2 separate regions of the Homo sapiens genome follow, and region 1 is linked to region 2. A link is a loop called in an ENCODE intact Hi-C map of the cell type or tissue named here. Cell type or tissue: Calu3. All regions are shown on one strand. Links, peaks and the distances in the headings refer to the core of each region. The heading gives the core; the rest is flanking DNA.

The links. Peaks named below come from ENCODE experiments on the same cell type or tissue, not always from the same donor. Only the 100,000 strongest peaks of a DNase experiment are listed, where the experiment ranks them.
Region 1: a loop joins it to region 2, with 6 times the contacts of the local background. A loop is called at or near these places in 2 of 110 quality-filtered maps.

The regions. Positions count from the first base shown.
Region 1 is chr7:3,293,035-3,297,427 of GRCh38, forward strand. The region is part of intron 1 of SDK1-AS1 (SDK1 antisense RNA 1); the gene reads right to left. Among named protein-coding and RNA genes, the nearest start is that of SDK1, 6.0 kb to the right of the region's middle. In Calu3, for the core only: no CTCF peak of the experiment used is centred there; a DNase peak (open chromatin) is centred at 1,867.
Region 2 is chr7:3,192,642-3,197,034 of GRCh38, forward strand. LOC124901574 (a long non-coding RNA gene) reads right to left here. Exons shown (of 2, transcript XR_007060192.1): 2 at 1,453-4,289. Among named protein-coding and RNA genes, the nearest start is that of SDK1, 110 kb to the right of the region's middle. RefSeq lists an enhancer at 2,161-2,841. In Calu3, for the core only: a CTCF peak has its summit at 2,126; a DNase peak (open chromatin) is centred at 2,220.

The DNA.
Region 1 (4,393 bases), core at 242-4,241, 100 kb after region 2:
TTATCTGCAAACCTCTCTTTCTTAGCTGTGGATTCTCTCTCCAAGATAGCTTTTTTGTTATTGTTGTTGTTGTTGAGAGAGAGTCTTGCTCTGTGGCCCAGGCTGGAGTGCAGTGGCATGATCTTGGCTCACTGCAACCTCCGTCTCCTAGGTTCAAGCGATTCTCCTGCCTCAGCCTCCCAAGTAGCTGGGATTACAGTGTGGGCCACCATGCCCAGCTAATTTTTTTGTATTTTTAGTAGAGACGGGGGGGTGTTTCACCATGCAGGCCAGGCTGGTTTTGAACTTCTGACCTCAAATGATCCGCCTGCCTCAGCCTCCCAAAGTGCTAGGATTACAGGCGTAAACCACCGCGCTTGGCCATAGATAGCTTTTTAATCTGCCACTTCTCTCTCGTCCCAACTGCCACCATTACTTCATATTTGAATTGCTGCAACGGTCTCCTAGCAGATTTCCTGGCTCCCAGGCTTGCCCAATCCCAACCTAGCCCACAACCTGAATTACTTTTCTTTGTCTTTTTCTTTTTTCCAAGATGGAGTCTCACTCTGTTTCCCAGGCGGGAGTGTAGTGGCTTAATGTCAGCTCGCTGCAACCTCCGCCTCCCTGGTTCAAGCGATTCTCCTGCCCCAGCCTCTGGAGTAGCTGAGATTAACAGGTGCGTGCCACCATGCCAGGCTAATTTTTGTAATTTTAGAGGAGACGGGGTTTCACTGTGTTAGCCAGGCTGGTCTTTGAATGACTTTTCTAAAAGTCTTTGATTCTGTGGTTTTTCAAATCCCCATGCCTCTCCATTGTTCTCATGCTCAAGTTCAAACTCTGGGCTTCAAACTTTTGGCAGGTGCTGTTCCTTCTGCCTGGAACACACTTTCTTCTCCTGACTGTTGAGGGATGAACTCTTAACTCGTTCTTCAGGTCTTAGTTTAGACACTACTTCCCCTGGAATAGTTTCCCTGATTCCTCAAGGCTGTTAGATCCCTGCTCTGATATTCCCTTAGGTGATTTCACTTATCATATGAATGCAATTACTCTAATTGTTTATTTCACTCTTGCCTAGTGCTGGGGCAGGCATCAATCAGTTATCTGACAAACACTTGCTGAAAAGTAGGCATGGAAGGAATTGCTTTCGACTATGGGTATCAAGCTTGAGTGTATATCAGAAGCACCTGGGCCGTGCATGGTGGCCAACACCTGTAATCCCAGCACTTTGGAAGGCCGACGCTTGTGGATCATAAGGTCAGGAGATTGAGACCATCCTGACCAACATGGTGAAACCCTGTCTCTACTAAAAATAGAAAAAATTAGCTGGGCATGGTGATGCATGCCTGTTGTCCCAGCTACTCGGGAGGCTGAGGCAGGAGAATCGCTTGAACCTGGGGAGGTGGAGGTTGCAGTGAGCTGAGATGGCACCACTGCACTCTAGCCTAGGGACAGAGCAAGACTCCGTCTCAAAAAAAAAACAAACAAAAAAAAAAACAAAAAAAAAAAAAAAAAAAGAAGAAGAAAAGAAACACCTGGTGGGCTGGTTAAACCATAGCTTGCTGGGTTCCACCCCCCAGAGTTTCTGATTCAGTAGTGTGGGGCGATGTCCAGGTGATACTGATAACAGCTGGTCAGGAAACTCTGCTTCTTGCAATTTAAGGCACCCCGAGAGCTGAGGGACAGTTACTATTAAAGGCAGCTGGTAGGCATTTTTGGAAGCTTGGTACATTTCTGGTACCGCTCTTCTTCATAGCTTCCTTAATAAGAGCATTTAATCGGATTATAGCTTTTGAAGATATCTCAGGAAACTAGGTAACCAAAGCACGCGCCCCATTAGGGCTCAAAGCTGCACCTGGAACTGCGCCCTGCTTGTTAATGGGTTGCCAGGCAACAGAACAAAGGTGAGGCTGAGGCGGGATCAGCAGTTGGCAGGGATCTGAGAGTGAACCACTGAGGCAACTAGAGGCTGGAGTTCTCATCAGGACAGGACCTTAGGGACCAGCCATTAGGGACCCCCAGGATGTGGACTGGGAGCCTTGCATTGCACACGGGAGAGCATCACATCCCCAGGTGGACAAGTGCATGTTGTAAGTTGGCCTCTGATAGGATTGGGGATTATTTTTCTCAGAAGTAGAACCATGGGAACCCATGGGGGAGATTTCCTAACGACTTATGGGTAAGAAAAAACTTCTTAGGCTCACCACCTTCCGCTTCTTAAAAGCAAGCTTTATTAGTGTTTTGGTTTTTTTTTGTAAATTATGACATACACATTCACATTTGGAAATATAAAAAGTACAGGAAAGATCCCGCCACTGCACTCCAGCCTGGGCGACAGAGCGAGACTCCGTCTCAAAAAAAAAAAAAAAAAAAAAAAAAAAAAAAAAAAAAAAAGTACCGGAAAGCACATAATTCCATGTCCCCTGAAGGAAATTATATACATTAGGCATTCATCCTTTCAAAAACAAAACAAAAAAAAAGACATAAATGAGATTATATATTTGCTCCATAACTTTTAAAACACAGAACTGTATATAGCAGACATTTCTACATCAGCACTTTTAACAGTCATCCAGAAATGTATTGTGTGGATATGCCATATTGCACTTTTTTTTTTTTTTTTGCTACTAGTGATGCTGCACTGGACAACCTTATCCATATGTCTTTTTGCATGTGTGAGGTATAATAGATCAAAGACAATTCATATTTAAAGTTTAACTACCGGCTGGGCACAGTGGCTCATGCCTGTAATCCCAGCACTTTGGGAGGCCAAGGTGTGTAGATCACCTGAGGTTGGGAGTTCGTGACCAGCCTGGCCAACATGGTGAAACCCATCTCTACTAAAAATACAAAAATTAGCCAGGCATGGTGGCGCGCCTCTGTAATCTGAGCTACTCGGGAGGCTGAGGCAGGAGAATCGCTTGAGCCTGGGAGGCAGAAGTTGGGGTGAGCCGAGATCACACCACTGCACTCCAGCCTGGGTGACAGAGCGAGCTCTGTCTCAAAAAACAAACAAATAAATTTTAACTATGGATTGCAGGTTTCTCTCCACGGCAGCTGTTTAGTTTGTACTTACACTAAGAATAAATGAATGCTCATTTCCTCATAGTCTTACCACACATTTGCCATTATCAGTCAGTCCTTAAACATTTTTTACAAGCCTCGTTGCTTTAATTTTTCACTGTTAAGATCAATTTCTGGCTGGGCGCGGTGGCTCACGCCTGTAATCCCAGCACTTTGGGAGGCTGAGGCAGGTGGATCACTTAAGGTCAGGATTCAAGACCAGCCTGGCCAACATGGCAAAACCCCGTCTCTGCTAAAAATACAAAAATTAGCCGGGCATGGTGGCATGAGCCTGTAATCCCAGCTACTTAGGAGGCTGAGGCAGGTGAATCGCTTGAACCTGGGAGGCAGAGGAGGTTGCAGTGAGCCGAGATCACACCACTGCCCTCCAGCCTGGGTGACAGGTGAGACTCTGTCTCAGAAAAAAAAAAAATCAATTTCTTGGTGCATCTCTTCATTTATTTTCTCTTTATATCTCTCTGCCTGTTACTATTCTTTGGTCTTTTGTTTTTTGAGATGGAGTCTCGCTCTGTGGCCTGGCTGGAGTGCAGTGGCACAATCATGGCTCACTGCAACCTCCCAGGCTCCAGTGATCTTCCCACCTTAGCCTCGAGGGTACCTGGGACTACACACACATGATAATTTATTTATTTATATATTTTTTTGAGAGATGAGGGTCTCACTATGTTGCCCAGACTGGTCTCAAACTCCTAGGCTCAAGTGATCCTCCCTCCTTGGCCTCCCAAAGTGCTGGGACTACAGGCCTGAGCCATCACACCCAGCCTCTGCTCATTTTTCTATAGGGCTTGTTCATCTATTTTTCTTATTGACTCATAAAAGCTGTAAGTCTTATTGACTAACATAGATAGTAACATTTTCTCCAGTTTGTTAGTTTTTTTTCACAGTGCCATACAGATGCTTTTGGTTTTGAATTGGTATACAGTTCAAGCTACTGATGTTCTAGAAAGTTGCAAATTGTCCTTTTAAAATAAAAATATTTCTATCATTTAAAAAAGGTTCTCTTTTATGTGATGGCCCATAAGAAAAAGGAGGAGAAAGGACAGAATGAAGCAAAAGAGGAATGAGGGCTCTATTATATTCCTCAGACTCAACGGGATTGATGAGTGATTTTCGAACTTTCATTTACACAGGAATCACTTGGAGATCTTTGAAAATGCAGAGTATGAGTCAGCAGGTCCGGGACTGGGCTTGAGATTTTGCATGTCTAACAAGCTCCCAGGTGAGGTAGATGGCCCACGGGCCATACCTGGAGCAGCAGGCTTTAAATCACAACAAGGGAAAGCACTGCTGGTTTCATGGATCATCCTAACGACGTGAAAATTATCATCTGTTT
Region 2 (4,393 bases), core at 264-4,263:
AACTTTACAACCTTGGAGCAGCCACAGTTGATATTTGGGGAGGAAGAAAGCTGAGATTATCAGCACATCCAGGTCTGTGCTTCCCAATATTCCCGATGCTTCTTTGTCTACTGACTCCTCCCTGGTCATGAATAATTAAAACTCTGGCCATGCTCAAATGGCCTAATGCAACCACTACAAGAAAACATTGGGGAAAATATCTTACAGGCTCCAGAAACACCACACCCAAGGAAGATATTTGCAAGAGCAGATGGTAACAGACACAGGTTGCCTCTTCAGCCTCATCCTGGCTTAGGGCAGCCATGGCCACACGGTTCCCATCTGCGTCTGGCCCACTGAGGTGAGAGGAGGTTAGCTCGCTAGGCCTGGGCCCATTCATCTCACTCAGGACCCTAATGCTGGAGCACATTTGTGAGCCAATCAGTCCTTGGGCCTTTTTTCCTTTGAATCTCTACTTTGTTAACATTCAGCTCTCATATTTCCTGGTGACACACGAGGTCATATGTATGGCAAAGCATCCTCTGAAATCATATCGTGCTGTATTGATATTAAGCTAAAGATATACTGATCTCGGGTTGGTTATCTGTTCTTAATTCAGATGGGAAGAACAAGACCCGAAGTGGAGATAGTTCAATCCCCTACCCCCAATTTCCCAGCCGCACCGCTTAGGTACCCCCAAGTGGCATCATGTGACCACTTCTGGCTATCACGTGGTGAACCCCAAAACTTGGGTTCACCCTGAGATGCCACATGGGTTCTTGGCTTCATGCAGGAAGGAATTTAAGAGTGAGCTGACAGAGTAAAGTGAAAGCAAATTTATTAAGAAAGCAAAGGAATAAAAGGGTGGTTGCTCCATAGGCAAAGCAGTGGCATGGGCTGCTTGACTGAGTATACTGTCAGTTCTTTGTTGCTCATATGCTAAACAAGGGGTGGATTATTCATGAGTTTTTTGGGAAAGGGGTGGGAAGTTTCCCAAACTGAAGGTTCCTCCCCTTTCTAGACCGTATAACATAATTTCTGAATGTTGCCATGGTGTTTATAAGCTGACATGGTGCTGGTGGGAGTGTTTTTTCCCAAGCTAATGCATTATAATTAGTGTATAATGAGCAGTGAGGATGACCAGAGGTCGCTTTCCTCACCATCTTCGTTTTGGTGGGTTTTGGCTGGCTTCTTGACCACATTCTGTTTTATCAGGGGGGTCTTTGTGAGTTGTACCTTGCAAAACCAGTCCTGCCTATTCTTGTCTCATTTATTCAAGATGGAGTCACTCTGGTTGGAAAGCCTCTGACATGGCCACTGAGTAGGTAGCAGACGTGGTAGGTGCCACCTCTGGGTGGAAGTATTTTAGAGCTGGTGCAAGATGTCCCTGGTCTGTGTTCCCTGCCACGACAATTGTGGGGGCCACAGGTTGAGGTGTTAGCATTGCGAGAAACTGAGAACCAGAGAGACCGATACGGAGAACGGGAGGATTGTTTATTTTAGGTACGCACTGGCTCAGTGGATTCGCATCCAAAAAGCTGAGCATTGAACAACGACTGAGTGGGGTTTTTATAAGCAGACTTACAAAAGTAAAACAAAAGCAGTTAATCATATAGTGTATAATTTGTGGCCTTGTAGCTGCGTCAAAAGAAAAACAAGAACTGGCTAAATACAGACATTTGTAAAACATAATCACGTTTAAGAAGCCTGGGAAAGGAGTAACAGTAAAGTAATTTATCTTTTTCTCTTTTTTTTTCCTTCAACATTGCTCTGGGGGAGAGGGGTGTCTGAAGCCCATTCCTTTGGCCTTGGCTGCTCGTACAGCATTATCTTATAACTGTCCTTGAAGTGTGCTTGCTAGGCAGAGGAAAACTTCTTTTTTTCTTGTGAACCCTTGCCTGTTACTTTTCTTGGAGTGAATGAATGCATATTTATTTTTAAATTTCTGCCTCATTAGAGCCACCTATGAAAGCAGACTGGATCGCTGAGTCACTCAGTGGAAGCCTGTTTCAAAACACAGTGTATCAGTAGAAATTTTGAGGTATAGTGAAGCCAACAGATCAGGAGATGATTGCTATTGAAAAAGTAGTTTGTTACTCACAGTTCCCAGGAGGAGGGGACACCGCCTGCCACGCCACACAGAGCCACACGGGGAAGCACCAAGGTCAGTTAGGAGGTGGAGGGAAAAGAAGGCTTTGTTTGGTTTGGGTGGGTTGTTTGCATCTGAAAAGTGCTGTCATGGCAACTTGTATCTCTAGAAATTGGCTAACTCTAGGGGGTCAGCGAGGCCCCAGATGTCAGAGCATTGGAATGCAGGAAATAAAAGATGTGGTTAATACCAAGACAAGTGTTCCGGAGGGCTGCACAATCTGCACTGGACTTTGTGGGAGGGGAAATTAAACTTTGTTCTGTGAAGCATTCATACTTGGGGATTCATTTACCACCGGCAGTGTGCTACTGCAGGAACACAGGAGAAGCAGGGGCATGTGAAAAAACAGCAGTCTCAGCATAGGCATAGCATCTGCCACACTGACAAAGTTCGTTCATTTATTCATTCCAATATTCAGCCAGTGGTTGTTGAGCACCAGCTGTGTGTCAGGCCTGGGGCTGGGGACTGGATCACAGAGACCAGGCACTAACCCTGCTCCCACAGACCTCTTAGTCTCACGAGAAAGGTGACACATGTGAAAGGACAAGGATGGGCTGGACACAGTGGCTCATGCCTATAATCCCAGCACTTTGGGAGGCCGAAGTGGGAGGTGCTTGAGGCCAGGAGTTCGAGGCCAGCCTGGGCAACATTGCAAGACCCTGTCTCTACAAAAAAGAAAAAAATTACCTGGGCATGGTGGCATGCACCTGTAGTCCCAGCTGCTCTGGAGGCTGAGGAGGAAGGATCGCTTTAGCTGAGTTGGAGGCTGCAGCGAGCTGTGATCTACACTCCAGCCTGAGCGACAGAGTGAAAGCTTGACTCAAAAAAAAAAGAAGGAAGGACAAAGATGATAGAGTGTGAAGACTGCCATGCAGAGCTGGGTCTCCAGTGGGTGGGTAAACAGAGGAGGGAGTGAATCAGGGAGGACTTCTCACAGGAAGTGACACTTAGGGTAGGTGTTCATGGAGTTACATAAGAATTCCCTGTGCAGAGACAATGGGCACAGATGTTCTGGGATGTCTAGGAAGCACATGTATAAGGGCACGTCCAGGTCTGGCAGAGTTCAGTGGGGCTGGAGCAGAGGAGCACTGGGGTATGGTGAGACATGGCTGGAAAGCCAGCTGGGTTGACATCTGCAAAGGCTTTGGGTGCACTGACAAGGGCTGCAGGTGACTGACGGCCATGCAGGTGACATTAGGAGATTGGCAGTCACAGCCTTTCCTTCTTAAATTCCCCTCACCTCCTTCAGTGGCTGTCCTATCAGATGATTAGTGTTCATTTAACCCCTCTTGTTATAGTTGGGGAAGAACCCCATAAGCTCCTCTAATTTAAGGCAGGGATAGTAAATGCCATCCTCCCTTCCAGCACTCAGGGCAGACATCAGCAATCGATCGACATTCTTTGCATCAGAGGCCAGATTGAGCCTCAGAGGCCTTTTCAACACAGCTCTTCAGGCAACAAATATCCAAGGGCCCAAATTGGTGTGCAAGTCGATTTATATGTCATTTCTGTTTTAAGAGGTTAAGGACGTCGTGTTCTCTTTCTAGAAGTATTTTTACTTTAGAAAAAAGAAACTGCAGAGTGAGGACAAAATTTAGTCAAAGAAATTAATAGCTAATGGTAGAATTTTAGTCTGCAGAAGTTTTGGGAAAGGAAGTCTGTGCAAGTCTCTCAATCCTGTCTCCGTTGTCACAAAAAAATGTTTACGTTGTTTATTTTCCAAGGCAAGGTAAACACCATGGAGCAAGAGACAGTTGTTTCCATGGTAAGCTCCACCCACGATGTCTCCCTTTGTATCCCCCACAATGCCCACAATCGTTCAGGCAAAGAATAGGTGCTCACTAAATGTGTATTGATTGAATCTAAATTGCAATTTTATCCAACACCCTCAGGGAAGCCAACTGGAAACTAAACTCACCCCCATATATTGCTGAAACGCATTGATTACCAAGAAGCCAATGTATGACAGCCCCAACTTGTGAGACGCGTTTTTTCCAAAGCCACGTAAATCGCGATGTGTGCAGCCCGTTGCTCATTCTGTGTCATGCACCGTTGCCAGCCATTTGCTCTTCTCGTTAGCTCCGTGAGGGCAGGGGTCACCGTTTTCACTGCTCAGCCTCCTCCTGCTCGGCCCAGCCCAGGGAGACCCCTCAGTCCATACCTGTGAATGAATGAGTGACACTTACTAAGCACAGCGAGATGAATAATTCATCATTCCTATCCTTCTTCCCAACTTCCTGATCCAGGATGGCATAGACGTGTGGG